Linked DNA regions of Homo sapiens: region 2 is linked to region 1. The links are chromatin contacts, found by Hi-C or POLR2A ChIA-PET in ENCODE. All regions are on one chromosome and are shown on one strand. The core of a region is the stretch at or near the end of the contact, and the rest is flanking DNA. Distances in the headings are between cores, read along the strand shown. Region 1 overlaps DNAJC1 (DnaJ heat shock protein family (Hsp40) member C1). Region 2 overlaps PIP4K2A (phosphatidylinositol-5-phosphate 4-kinase type 2 alpha).

The links. Hi-C counts contacts between places; a loop is a spot of excess contacts on that map. ChIA-PET counts read pairs that join two places held with the same protein, here RNA polymerase II (POLR2A). Pooled maps may share reads with other maps.
Region 2: a loop to region 1 is called in a map of naive thymus-derived CD4-positive, alpha-beta T cell, with 6 times the contacts of the local background. The contact joins two enhancer-like sites. A Hi-C loop is called at or near these places in 20 of 168 maps with a recorded cell type or tissue (A673, CD8-positive, alpha-beta T cell, Caco-2 and 11 more), 10 of 37 single-sample maps with no recorded cell type and 21 of 50 pooled maps. POLR2A ChIA-PET finds 5 or more read pairs at or near these places in 3 of 52 experiments (CD4-positive, alpha-beta T cell, activated CD4-positive, alpha-beta T cell and endothelial cell of umbilical vein).

What each region holds. Positions count from the first base shown.
Region 1 is chr10:21,986,078-21,992,954 of GRCh38, reverse strand. The region is part of intron 1 of DNAJC1 (DnaJ heat shock protein family (Hsp40) member C1); the gene reads left to right. Among named protein-coding and RNA genes, the nearest start is that of DNAJC1, 14 kb to the left of the region's middle. RefSeq lists an enhancer at 3,261-3,410. Within about 2 kb of position 3,419, at least 5 of the 41 ENCODE cell types and tissues checked have a DNase peak (open chromatin) inside an H3K27ac peak, as active enhancers do.
Region 2 is chr10:22,569,572-22,576,448 of GRCh38, reverse strand. PIP4K2A (phosphatidylinositol-5-phosphate 4-kinase type 2 alpha) reads left to right here. Exons shown (of 10, transcript NM_005028.5): 5 at 2,992-3,138. Among named protein-coding and RNA genes, the nearest start is that of LINC03027, 140 kb to the right of the region's middle. Within about 2 kb of position 2,573, at least 3 of the 41 ENCODE cell types and tissues checked have a DNase peak (open chromatin) inside an H3K27ac peak, as active enhancers do.

The DNA.
Region 1 (6,877 bases), core at 2,170-4,669:
TTGATTAATTAGCATTCTTTACTTGATTACTTAGCCTGGATGTCAGAATGGCCATTAAATGTTACCAAAGTTTACAATAACTCCAGAGTAATACTTTAATGATCTGTAACGATCCACTGTATGAAGAGGATACAGATGACTTTGAAATGTATAAATATTCAAATTCTGGGTAGCCTAAAGAAATATTTTGTGACACTAAGGGATAAGATAATATTTTACATATAAATCATGACTGACAGATATTTCAGATTTTTGACAGCTGACACACTTTTTCAAGCCATTGATCCCTTAGAGCAGCACTGTGCAATAGATATGTGATACAAAACACAGAGGTGATGTTAAATTTTCTAAAAGTCACATTTAAGAATGTAAAAAACAGATGAACTTAATTTTTTTTTTTTTGAAATGGAGTCTTGCTCTGTTGCTCAGGCTGGAGTGCAGTGGCACAATCTCTGCTCACTGCAACCTCGTTCTCCTGGGTTCAAGCGATTCTCCTGCCTCAGCCTCCCTAGTAGCTAGGATTACAGGAGTGCACCACCATGCCCAGCCTGAAATTAATTTTGATAATGTATTTTATTTAACCCAATATACTAAAATATTATTCCAACATGGAGTCACATTTTCAAAAATTACTATTATTTTTTGAGACAGAGTCTCGTTCTGTCGCCCAGGCTGGTGTGCGATGGCACGATCTCAGATCACTGCAACCTCCGCCTCCCGGATTCAAGCAATTCTCCTGTCTCAGCCTCCCAAGTAACTGGGACTACGGGCACATGCCACCACACCCAGCTAATTTTTGCATTTTTAGTAGAGACGGGGTTTCACCATATTGGTCAGGCTGGTCTCGAACTCCTGATGTCAGGCGATCCGCCAACCTTGGCCTCCCAGAGTGCTGGGATTACAGGCGTGAGCCACCATGTCCAGCCAAAAATTATTAATGAAGTATTTCACATTTTAATTTTTTGTACTAAGTCAGCAAAATCCGTGTATGTTTTACATTTATACTTCTAGCACACCTTAATTTGGAAGCCAAATTTTGATTGAAAATACTTGATCTGTATTGAGATTTCATAAGGCATATAGCTAACAGGTACATTCACGTACCCAAATCGTTATAAGCAAAACTTTCCAGTAACTCAGTAGAATATCAGTTTTTCAATTTAAATATAAATTAATTAAAATTTTGGTTTCTCATTTGTACTGGCACATTTTAAGTGCTTAAATATGCCTAATGCTTATTGGATAGCATACATTGGATAGCCTTAGGGAATTAACATTTCTGTATTGTGTAGATATAGCTAAATGTTTTTGGATAAAATCACTGATTATTGTTTTTCACTGACTATTGTTTCCATTTTGTTAGGGACATAGTTTGTAGTTTTCGTATTTTTTTAAACCCAGTGTAGCTTTTGTTGTTTTGTTTTTAGGTTGTTCCAATTGTGCTAGCTATCATATTCCTAGTTACTTATCTATAGTATACATTTTGACCATGCTTTGTTCTGTAAAGGCTATTGGTATAAAGTTCATGCTGTTCTAGGAACATTGGTTGTCTGAACTTCCATGCATAGGCTTGTCTGCTAAGGGTGGTTTCAGGTAATCACTTTAATTAAAGTTGGTCATTTACTTTTGCTAGCTCATCTATTATATTTTATAATTCTTTAAGTGTTATTTATTAACAGTATATTAGGTCGTTAGTGATATTTTGACCAGGAAATCACTGGAGTTCCTATTTTGTAGTTTTAGCTTTCAGGGTGCCCATTCTCCCTATTCTGAAACTCATACATCTTATATATTGCTAGCTATGAAATATTCACTATATTCTTTCCTGTCATCTATTTTGATTATTATAGTATCTTTAATTAAATGATTTAGAATAGAGATTGCTAGGTGCATTTCTATTTGTGTGCCAATCTGTTGGCTCTTTATAATACCAATCAGGGATTCTAACATCACCCTTTTTTACTAGCTGCCTCTGCTACCTTTTCATAACTCCTAATGAGTACACCTTTACTTTGAACTGAATGATTAATTAACGATCTTTTTGCCTTTACCTTTTGTAATTTCATAAATAGCTGAGAAAAAGAAGTAGATTTTACTGTTGACAGTTCTTACACATACTTAGCTCCTGTTATTTCAAATGGACTTGGTACATCCAGGAAATTGTACTGGTGTCCAAGATCTTAAACATTCTATGCTGAGGGAAAAACAACAACAAAACAAAAATTTTAAAACTGACAATAGAGTCCTGAAGTTGGTGGAGACCTCACGAGTTTCTCTTTCCTTATATAGGAGTCTCTTCTGTAGCACTCCCAGCAGATGGTCTTCTAGCCTGTTTGATGGTGTCTAACCATAGGGATTATGAAACAACCTGTTAAGTTTTTGTATAATACTACTCAGTGGAAATTTTATTCTTAAAGCCCAAATCATAATTCTTATCTACTTTCAACATGCTCACTGTCTTCTGGAGTACCCCTGAACATATACTTCTTCTAAATAATTTTTCTTTGTGCCTTAAAATAAAATGCACAAGGGAAATAATTATTTGTTGATTTTCTCCACACAGTAAGGCCTTTTTTTAAAAAAAATACATCCAAACTGAGGGGGCTACTTGTTTTCATTGTCTTTAGATATGTACCAAGGCCACCCTAAAGAAGATGCAAGCCACCATAGTTACAGTTGTCTTGGCACTGTATTAGGCATGATTTGTGGTTACTATATACAATTCCCAGGGTTTATCAAAGTCAGCAATAGGAAATTTATGGAAGATTGAAAAATAAGATGATTTCTTGTATGCCATCTTTGATAATAGAGGCCACAGAATAAACTTAATTAAAAATGTAGCCAGAAATTGCTATAGACTCTTGAAGCAGCACCCCGTGTATAGTTGTGCAGTTTGTGTATCTGCTTCAAACCTGTCATTGTGTTATAAAAATGTTTTAGACTTTGGCATTGTTAAGAATTGCACATAGGTGGTTAAACTGTGAAGTAAATAATTTCTCTTTGATAATTGAAATATTATGTTTCTGCGAGTGGAATTTTAATTTTCAGGCCCATCTTGAGTGTGAGTTTCTCTCTCCTCTCTCTTCACCTCTCCCTAGTGGCTTTATAGATGTTTTTACTCTTTTCTCTGAGACACCTAGGCAAGAACTAGGTCTTATATAGGTGGCTTAGGGCTCCCTCCTGAGGTTACATTGGGGCCATTGCAGATCCAGATACCAAGCCTGCAGGTCCCTTGGCCTGGTCTGGACTGTGGGGCTAAAACCATTGCCTCTTAACATCTCAGATACATAATGTTTTGTAAGTTGTAGCCTCAGGCAGTGTCCTTCTCACTTTCGCATTTTTTTTTCCCCACAGGCGGTGGATTGCCACTGCATCCCCTGATTTCAAGCAGCAAGCCTGGCTGTGATCCCAGGCCTTGGTAGAGTACTTTCAGTCCTCATCACTCTATGGGAGTCAGACTTCTGGTTTCGTCTGCCTACTTGTAGTCATGGAGCCCAGGAGGCTTATAGCTTAACCTCTGTTTATGGCTACAGGTTTTCTTTTGTTTTTGTCTACAGAGATGCTTAACAAGTTTTTGATCATGGCTATATGTTTATAATTTTCTCTCTTTAAATTTTAACATTGGTATATGTTTGGAATGGGGTTTCGGAGGAAGTCCCTCAAATACTTAGAGTGCAGTTTTCATGTTGGAACATTTTTAAAAGCTACATTTATTTTATAATATTATTTTTTAATGTTCATTTTCTTATTATCTGAGAACCTTTTGCCACTTATCATCCAGAACTATGGTCAGGTTGTTTATTCACAGTAATTTAAGAGGCTATTAGGCATTGAAAGAGACAGTCTACCATTCCATCCCTGTTCCTTTCTAGCAACTGTTCCCAGACTTTATTCAAGTCTGGGGGTAAAACAGTCAAGTAGCATTTCTAAAATAATCAAATCCCACGAGGTTTTGAATATAGTGATAAATAAGTCCATTATCTCAGAATGACATATATGTCCCTGTTATTGGAGATACCCAGAGGAGAGTCCTGAACTGTCGTGAAACTATTTAGAAAAATTTGCCAGGTGGGAAAAGAGATATTGAATCTTAGGTGCGTGTCAGAAAAACATGGGCTAGAGAAAATTAATCCTCCTAAAGTTAAATTATATGCAGATAATTTCATGTTGACCCTTTATAAATATATTTCACTCACAAACCTCTGAAGAAGACTTTCTGGGGTAAATAACATTTGTTTTCTTATAATCAGTCTTCAGAGATTCACAAAAGAAAACATAGGACAATGAGGCTAACCCTCACTAAAGACTGTTTTAATAATCAACTTAATGGACAATACTAAAATTTTAGAATTCATTGGATATTAGCTTCATAGAATTAAGCGTGATCCTTAATTGAAGCTTTAAGCAGTTTATAGAGTACACATTTGGAACATACTTTAAATGATATATTTTTAAGGAAAGAAATATGTAATTCAAATTTATAAGAGAAGATAAAGGGCCCTTTCATTTTGGAATCGTAGGATTTAGTCAGTTTTTGTATAATTTGAGGAGCACATCGATTTTTTAATTATTATTATATGCCTTTAATATTGAGTTGTTAATCTAAGAGGTCTTTTGAGGGTAACAACATGGAAAAGAACAGTAGTGTAATGATCTTTTAAAAAGACATTTTTACTTATAGGCAGCTGATGCCTTTCTAACATGGATAACAATACTCTGTACCAGTCCTCTGTGTTTTTGTGACACAATAGAATATGCACAGCTACTTAGATTATGTTAAGAAATTTTGATAATAAAGCCTGCTTTTCATGTTTGTTAATTCATTAGTTCTTTTTACAGTATTACTGTAAAATAGTAAAGAATGAGAAATAAATTCTAATAATAAGGAGTGTATTTGAGTAAATTATGACACATTCTTGGTGTGCTGTGAAATCAGTAGTAATATATGTGAAAACTACATAGCAACATGGAAAATACATACAATGTTAGTGAAAAAAAGCCAAATATCAAGTTGTATTCAGATTTTATTGTAATTTTGCAGGATTATATGTGCACAAGGGCAAGTCAGAAACATGGGCTAATGAGAAGAGTTTGAATTGTGGGACTGGTGGAATTCTATTTAGGGGCAAATATTTCACTTAGAGTTCTGCTAATATTACTAACATATATCCGTGTAGATTATATTACTTTGGAAAGAAGAGTGTTGTACAATTAAAACACATTGGATAAATTAACAAATGTTTTCATGTTTATGAGATAAATCATATGGATATTTTGAAGGCTTTAACCTATAATCTATTGAAGGTTATAAATGGGAAATTAAATGAGGTAATTTTTTTTCAAACAGCCTGGGTTAAATGAAGTAGATTTGTTGTCTATGATCAATAAAAGTGCTTGCAAATATACTTACAGTAAGCTGTGGGTATAATTCTACATTCTGGTAAACACCATGTTATCCTGACCAAGAAAGCTAACCTTGAGGATGAGACCACAGTTTAGTGCCTCTAATCTTTGTATTACACTTCTGAAAGCTTTTGTATATACTGTCTCTCTTTAATTCAAATATTGTAGATACTAATGAACAACCAACTATATTATTGTATTTACTCTTTAAATCCTCATAGTGCTTAAAGGTTTAGAGCTGTACTGTCCAGCACTATAGCCACATGTGGCTATAGAGCACTTGAAATGTGGCTAGACTAAGAACATTAAATTTTATATTGTATTTGATTTTAACTCACTTAAAATTTGAAAAGCTGAGGGAGTATAAAATGTTTTCCCATTAAACATAATTTTATTGTTTGGATAAGACTATATTTCATTTATTTCACTTTAACTATCAGAAATTTGGCTTCCGAATTGATATGTATTGTTAAAAACTATACATTGGGCTGGGCGTGGTGGCTCACACCTAATCCCAGCACTTTGGGTGGCCAAGGAGGGTGGATCACTTGAGGTCAGGAGTTTGAGACCAGCCTGGCCAACATGGTGAAACCCCGTCTCTACTAAAAATACAAAAAATTGTTGGGTGTGGTGGCAGCTGTCTATAAGCCCAACTACTCGGGAGGCTGAGGCAGGAGAATCGCTTGAACCTGGGAGGCGGAGTTTGCAGTGAGCTGAGATCGCGCCATTGCACTCCAGCCTGGGTGACAAGAGCAAGATTCTGTCTCAAGAAAAAAAACAAAAAAAACAAAAAATTTCCCAGCCAAAGTGTTAGCAAGCTGAATCTAGCAACATATAAAATGGATTAAACACCATGATCAAGTGGAATTTATCCCAGGAATGCAAGGTTGGTTTAGTACCTAAAAATTGATTAATATAATATTACATATTTATAGAATAAAGAACGAAAAATATGATCATCCCAGATAGAGAATAAAACTTTTGAAAGACTCAAACATTCATTAATGATGAAAACTCTCAACAAACTAGGAATAGAAGGTAATTTCCTCAACCTAATAAAGAGAATCCAAAAACCTATCTGAATAGACACCTTACCCAAGAAGATATACAAATGCTAATAAGCACATGAAAAGGTACTCAATAGTAGTAGTTATTAAAGAAATGCAAATTAAATCCATAAGGAGATAACATATTATGCCCACTAGCATAGCTGTAATTAACATGAAGGACAGTAAAAAGCACTGGTGAGGATGTGGAAAACCTGGAATACTTATGCATCGATGGTGGCAAGGTAAAATGCAACTACTTTGGAAAACAGTGTGGCAGTTGTTTTTTTGAGATGGAGTCTCGCTTTGTCACCCAGGCTGGAGTGCAGTGGCTCACTGCAAGCTCCGCCTCCCGGGTTCACGCCATTCTCCTGCCTCAGCCTCCCGAGTAGCTGGGACTACAGGCACCCGCCACCACACCCGGCTAA
Region 2 (6,877 bases), core at 1,324-3,823, 580 kb before region 1:
TGGTGTGTGTAGGAATCCTTGGAGTTAACACCCGCTGGTGTTACGAGTTTGTGCTCAGCATTCTCTGGGTCAACTGGGAGAATCCACCAGGATTCTCATTCAGGTCTCTTTGTGTCAACATCTGCCTACAACAGCGCATCGTGCTAGAGAACAGAGGTTCCTAGCCCAGGCATTCACAGACCCAGTTAAATGTTCCTCCACTGAAATGCAGCAGTGTGCCCTTTTCCCAGTGCTTCCCCCCAGAAATTCAGTTAATAGGTATAATTTTCTCTACTGCAAAATTTTAACCCATTAATGCTTTCTAAACCTTTGATATCACCTGCAGCTTGGCAGTACTCGAATCTAATAGATAAACTTTGGTATGACTTGTGGGTTTGTACATGTTTATATCCTCAGGAGTTTTAGGTATTCATCAAGGAGCCCCATAAGTGAGCCATACGTTTGAGAACAACTGTGTGTAGACTTGCTGATAAAGTAGACAGACTTTTTTTTTCTTTTTTGTTTTTTTTTTGAGATGGCGTCTTGCTCTGTCACCTAGGCTGGAGTACAGTGGCACGATCTCGGCTCACTGAAACCTCCGCCTCCTGGGTTCAAGTAGTTCTTCTGCCTCAGCCTCCCGAGTAGCTGGGATTACGGGTGTGCACCACCACACCCAGCTAATTGTTGTATTTTTAGTAGAGATGGGGTATCACCATCTTGGCCAGGCTGATCTTGGACTCCTGACCTCGTGATCCACCTGCCTTGGCCTCCAAAAGTGCTGGGATTACAGGCGTGAGCCACCGCGCCTGGCAAAGTAGACAGATTTGATCTGTCTCTTTTCAGTGTAATAATTTAGCTAATGTTTAAGGTAGGGGAGGTATAGAATGTAATCTGTATGGGTGTTTTTTCCTAAGGGGGGACAACTAGTCAATGATTTGCTGTATAATATTCAAAAGATTTCTTGACCATATTTGTAGCATGAATAATGGTTCTTTGTCGCTGTGAGACATAGCTTTCTGTGGCTCTGCACAGCAACTTGAATCAGAGAGGAATGGCGGGATTCTGTAAAGGTAGTTCGTGATGGGAGCTCAGTGAGGGGTTGAGCAGCAAAACCAAAATCGGTGTGTCCCCTGGGGCAGGGACTGTGTCTTGTGGGCCTCAAAAATAACTGCCTCGGAGCAGACCCCACTCAGTACATGTCTGTATGTCAGTTGGGAGCACAAAACAGGTGTAACATTAAAATTTCTTAACAGAGTTTTGAATGAAAATAATCATTATCATCTTCAGTATAGTATAGTACACAGCACCGTGTGAAGTATTTTGACATACTCTTACCTGTAACCCTCAAAACAACCTTCAAGGTAGGAATTAGGCTCTTTTTCTGGAAAATGAAGCTAAACTGTGGAGTGATTTGGTAACTTGCCCAAGATCTCACAGCTCGTAAATGGAGGCGCCAGGACACACACACACACCTTTCTGGCTCGCAAACCTACGTTCTCTCTACTGCACGTGGAGACTAGACTTCCTCAGTCTCCATGTTTGAAGGCCCATCCAACCACCTTTCTACAGAGGCCAAGAACCCCTTTTCATTTCTCTAGATCAGATGTGAGAAATTTTCTTTTCACCCAGTGGCTATTTACTGCCTGTTTTGCATTAGCAAAACTCAATTTATTATATTTTGAAAGGAAATAGAAAATGTTTCACTCATCTAATTTCAAATAACAAGGTGAAACTCTACTCAGGAATTACATGAGATTAAAATTTATAGCTCAGTTATTGTCAATAAGAAAAAAGAAAGGGAAGAGGCATCTTTAAAACTTGCCAAAACTCTAGATGGCAAAAATCAGAATCAAGTACCAATGCTGTTTATCTTTAATGATCAAAACCAAAGACTTTTTCATTCTTAAGGTGGTTAAATATTATCAGAATTGATTATTAACAGTATTTACAACTAAGAAGTTTGAAAGGACATTTTAATTACTTTTGTATTTTTTATAAAATGCTCATTGTAAAAAAAAAAAAAAACAGAAAATGAAAAATTCAAGCAGTATAGTAGAAAAGGATCAGAATTCCCTCCAATTGCATCATTAGCATCTCTGAATATGCCCAACATGTATGGTGTTTACAGTAATGGAATCTCACCATTTATGCTGTTTATTATCCTGGAGATTGCACACGTGTCAGTGGACATAGAGCTTTTTTGAAATATTACTTCCCCATGATTTTAAAGGAAGGAAAACCTAAGCTTCCTTTGGGAAGTGCAGAGGGACCCGTTTTATGAAAATCTGCTCTCAGGGAGAAGTGGCTCCATCTTGTGGCCCTCTGGAGTTTGGTCATGAAAAACAGCCAAGGTCGTGTTGTGTTTTTTTTGCAACTCTCCTCGGAAATGGTGTCAACCCTGGGCTTGTCCAGTTAACTTGGTGGAAACCAGCAGGGACAAGGCAGTCCCCATCTGCCGGCAGAGCAGGAGCGAGGGTGCTATGGTCACAGGGGTTGCCCCCTTCTCCCCTGCTCTCTTGAGAAGCTTAGCTCTGCCCTCCCAGCTTCTAACACTGGGCTCCCCACAATTTCCTCTTTCATCTCGACTTCAACACTGTTAGAGAAGCTATTTTAGCAGCCAGGTTGCTCTGCCTCAGCCTTGTAGTCAGGGCTTTGGGGGTAGAAGACAGAGGCGCTAGGTGGAGTGTAATATCCCTTAAAAGGAATTTGAGAAAGATAGTCACATGTCCTCTTGCCTTACACGATCATATCCAAGGTTTGACCATACAAATTCCATTTGGAATGTTGGAAAAAAATCTGTTTGGAGATAAAATTGAATTTTCTTTTCTGTGTAGAGATGGTGAACACAGATGTGATTGGTAAGCAGTACAAATGTGGTCATTTTCTGTAAATAAGACCCTAATGGCTGGAGGTTTTCACTTTGTATGAACACCATAGGCGTATGTATTTTACATCTAAGGAAGCAATCTTTTGATTGGATGTTTTTTTCCTTTTTCTTTCTCTCCTATGCAGTACATAGTGGAATGTCATGGGATCACCCTTCTTCCCCAGTTCTTGGGCATGTACCGGCTTAATGTTGATGGAGTTGAAATATATGTGATAGTTACAAGAAATGTATTCAGCCACCGTTTGTCTGTGTATAGGAAATACGACTTAAAGGTGAGACTGATTTTATGAATTTTTGTAAAGTAACTCAAGCTTACTCTTCTACATTGTAAATGTTGTCATTGATCATCAGAAATGCTTAGGAGCCGCTCAGCACTTAAAGCTACCAGACAAGTAGCAGTGTATTCCTTCCTGTGAGGCAATAAGTGCTTGCTGGCCTCACCAAAAAACACTGGCACATGTTAGAGATATCACATCTACTTAAATATTCAGCCAACTGCATACCAGGCACTGTTCTAGATGCTGGAAGTGATGGGATGAACAAACCAAACCTGCACTCGGGGAGCTGACATTCTGGTGGGTAAAGACAGGCAGTAAGTAAAAGTGATAAGTTAGTCATAGAGCATACCCAGAAGTGGTAAGTGCTATAGACAGAATTAAAGAGGGGGAGGGTTTTAAATAGTCCTGTCAGGGAAGGTTCCCCTGAGAAAGATGACATTGGAGCAGACTTGAAGGAGATGAGGAAATGAGCTGAGGAAGAATATTGCTGGCAGAGGGAACTGTAAGTACAGAGACCATTTCAAAGGCTTGGAGATAAAGGGGGGCCCCTGGAAATTCTGAGAGTGGAGTGACATAATCTGGCTTCTGGTATCACCAATTCAGGGGAGAATGTTCAAGTTAGGGGTTGGAAAACTATGACTTTCCTGAATTCCAAATCCTACTTGAGGGACTTTTTTTTCTTTTCTTTTCTTTTTTTTTTGAGAAAGAGTCTTCCTCTGTTGCTCAGTCTGGAGCGCAGTGGCTCAATCTTGGCTCATGGCAACCTCTGCCCCACTGGCTCAAGCAGTCCTCCCACGTAGCTGGGACCACAGGCACGCACCACCATGCTCAGCTAATTTTTTGTATTTTTTGGTGGAGACAGGATTTCACCATGTTGCCCAGGCTGATCTTGAACTCCTGAGCTCAAGCAATCCACCCACCTTGGCCTTCCAAAGTGCTGGGATTATAGGCATGAACCACCGCGGCTGGCTGGGCCAATTTTATAAATACATTTTTATTGGAATACCACGATGCCCCTTGTTTCTGTATTGTCTGTTACTGCTTTTGCACTGTAATGGCAGAGTTTGGTAGTTACCGCAGAGACCATTTGGGACCACAAAGCCTAAAACGTTTACCCACTGACTGTTTGCAGAAAAGTTTGCCAAACTCTGGTCTCTGACATTTGGTTCTCAAGTTTTTTGGTCTCAACGCTTTCACGCTCTTACAAGAGGACACTCGAAAGCTTTTGCAGATGTGAGTTGTGTCTGTGGATATTTACAGTATTAAAAATTAATATAAGAAATATTAGAATATGTAGTTTCTTTAAAAATGAGAAAAACATTACATGTTAACATTTTTATGAAAAATAACTATTTTCCAAAAGCAAAAACATGAATGAGACAAGTAGCATTGTTTTACATTTTTGCAAATCTCCGTAATGTCTTGACTTAATGTGAGATAGTTGGAATGTCCTGTCTGATTCCGCTGTCAGTCTGTGTGGTGTTATGCCGCTGAAGTATGTGAAGAAAATCTGAACTCACACAATAATGAAGTTTGGAAAGTTGTTAAAGCATGTTTTAACAACTTTTTTGGATAATTGTAGATATTCTTCTTTGATACTACACCAAAGCTTGACAAGAGGTAATTTCTCAAAGCTTAGTTACATTATGAAATCTGAAATCATATCAATGAACTTTTTGTACTCTTCATCGAAATCCATTGATTGGTTTGCATGCATTGTTTGAATGTGTGATTTTGCCAAGGCATGCACTTGCCATTTGGAACACATTGGTTCACTGAGTTATTTGACTCTTCCAAATATTGACACATTTCATTATACAGTATCAAAAAGTCATAACAGTGTTACCACCAATGTCATCAGAAAAGTCTTTTACATATTGGGAAGCGGTCAGGCCCAGGATGGTGGATATAAGTTTTTTAAAAATCAGTTTTTTACTTGGAATCTCAAATTTTATCACTGGCCACAAGCCCTGTCAGTTGTTTTCTGTGAAATGACCACATGTAGCAAGCACCCCAGCATACAGGGGAGCCTAGCAGCTTCATTCATTTTGTAGCAAACATCAGTCACATGCCCAGATCTAAATAAACATAGACTGTCAGTTGTTCTTTCAAGTAAAAGTGTTGTTTCATGAAAAAGATGGCCAGTTCAACTCATAACTCAAACCGTCACGAAAACAGTTCTTAAGAAATCATTCCTTCTTTATAAACAGAAGTGCTTTATGTATATTTCCTGCACAGAATATTGAAAAGACGTGTACTCCTGGGTCTAGATTTGATACATTTAATGTTATGCTTTCATGTGTTTACTAGATGCCTACTTGTATGACACACCATCTTAGCCAGAAGTTCAGCAACTCGTACACAGCTCACAAGTCACAAAAACCAGGATGTGTGGCTTCAGAGGTTTCTGAAATGACGCTGGGTTTCTTAGATGGTGCTGGTTTTTTTCATTGTTTTTTTTTTTTAAATCACAAACACTACTAATACCCACTGTTGCCACTGTTTGACTTATGCTAAACTGCTAGCAGTTCTTCCCACCATTGTTTTTGCATTATTTATACAAATATCAAGACGCTGAAAAAGGCAAATAATTTCTCAGTATTATTATAAAAATAGTTTTGGCTTTGTATAGTTTTGGTCTTGGGACCCCAGGGTTCTGAACCATGCTTAGAGAAATGCTAGTCTAAGTGAAGGAAATGGTCTGGGCTTGTCTCCTAACCTCTGAAGTCCCCACACACTGGATCCACTTCCCAAATACACCCTTGTCCTGTCCTGTCTTAAAGTCTTCGCCCAAGCAAGCCATTTTGTGCCCCTGGAATTGCCCCTGGGGAAATCCCAGCCATCCTCCAGGGCCCTTGCCAGCACCAGCTCTTTTCGTGAAGCCTTGGCGGTACTGCTCAGAGCACACAGGACTCTGTCTGACTTCCCCAGGGAAGAAAGCCAGAGTGACCTCTAAAGTCACATGTTGTTCTTTTATGACTTGTTAACCTTGTGTAAGTTGCTGAACCTCTATGACCCTCCGTCTCTTCATCTGTTAAAATAGGGATAATTTTACCTACATTTGCAGGGATGTTTTGAGAATTAAATAAGATACATATGTATTGTGTCCAGCGTGAGGCATGGCATATGGGAGTTAATGAATCTTGGTTGCCTCATTCATTCTCCTGATGTGTAAGTGCCTCAAGGGCAAGTATGTTCTTCTACTTAACTTTTTTTTTTTTAATCCCCCTGCAATGCCTAAGATAGCGCCTCGGACAAGTAGGCATCTGGTAAACATATCTTGGAGTAAATTATACTTAGAGATTGGATATTCTAGTTTTAATTTGCCTTGCTTTTTTCACAGTTTCATCTCCCTTTCTGGCTTGTGGCATAGATAAACTCTGTTCTTGCCAGTGCTCTCAGTTGTGATGGAACCTGTACATCTGGCATTGTTTCATGGCTTAAACTCTTGGCCTTCCTTTTCTATTTTTTTTAATAATTTTTTATTGTGAATTAATTTAAACTTGGATGAGTTTTGTGTTTTGTTGTTCCCAAGCTAATGATCAGCATTTGCATACAGATGAAGCTTCCCTGAGAATCAGAAGCAGGGTGGATTATATTGTAGGAGAGGAAACACACACACAGACACAGACAGACACACACACACACAGACACACACACCCCAAGAACTTGGTTAAGAATTCAAAGTAGAATAGTTTCTTCCTGTTCCCAGCATCATAGGCAGTGCTCAAGT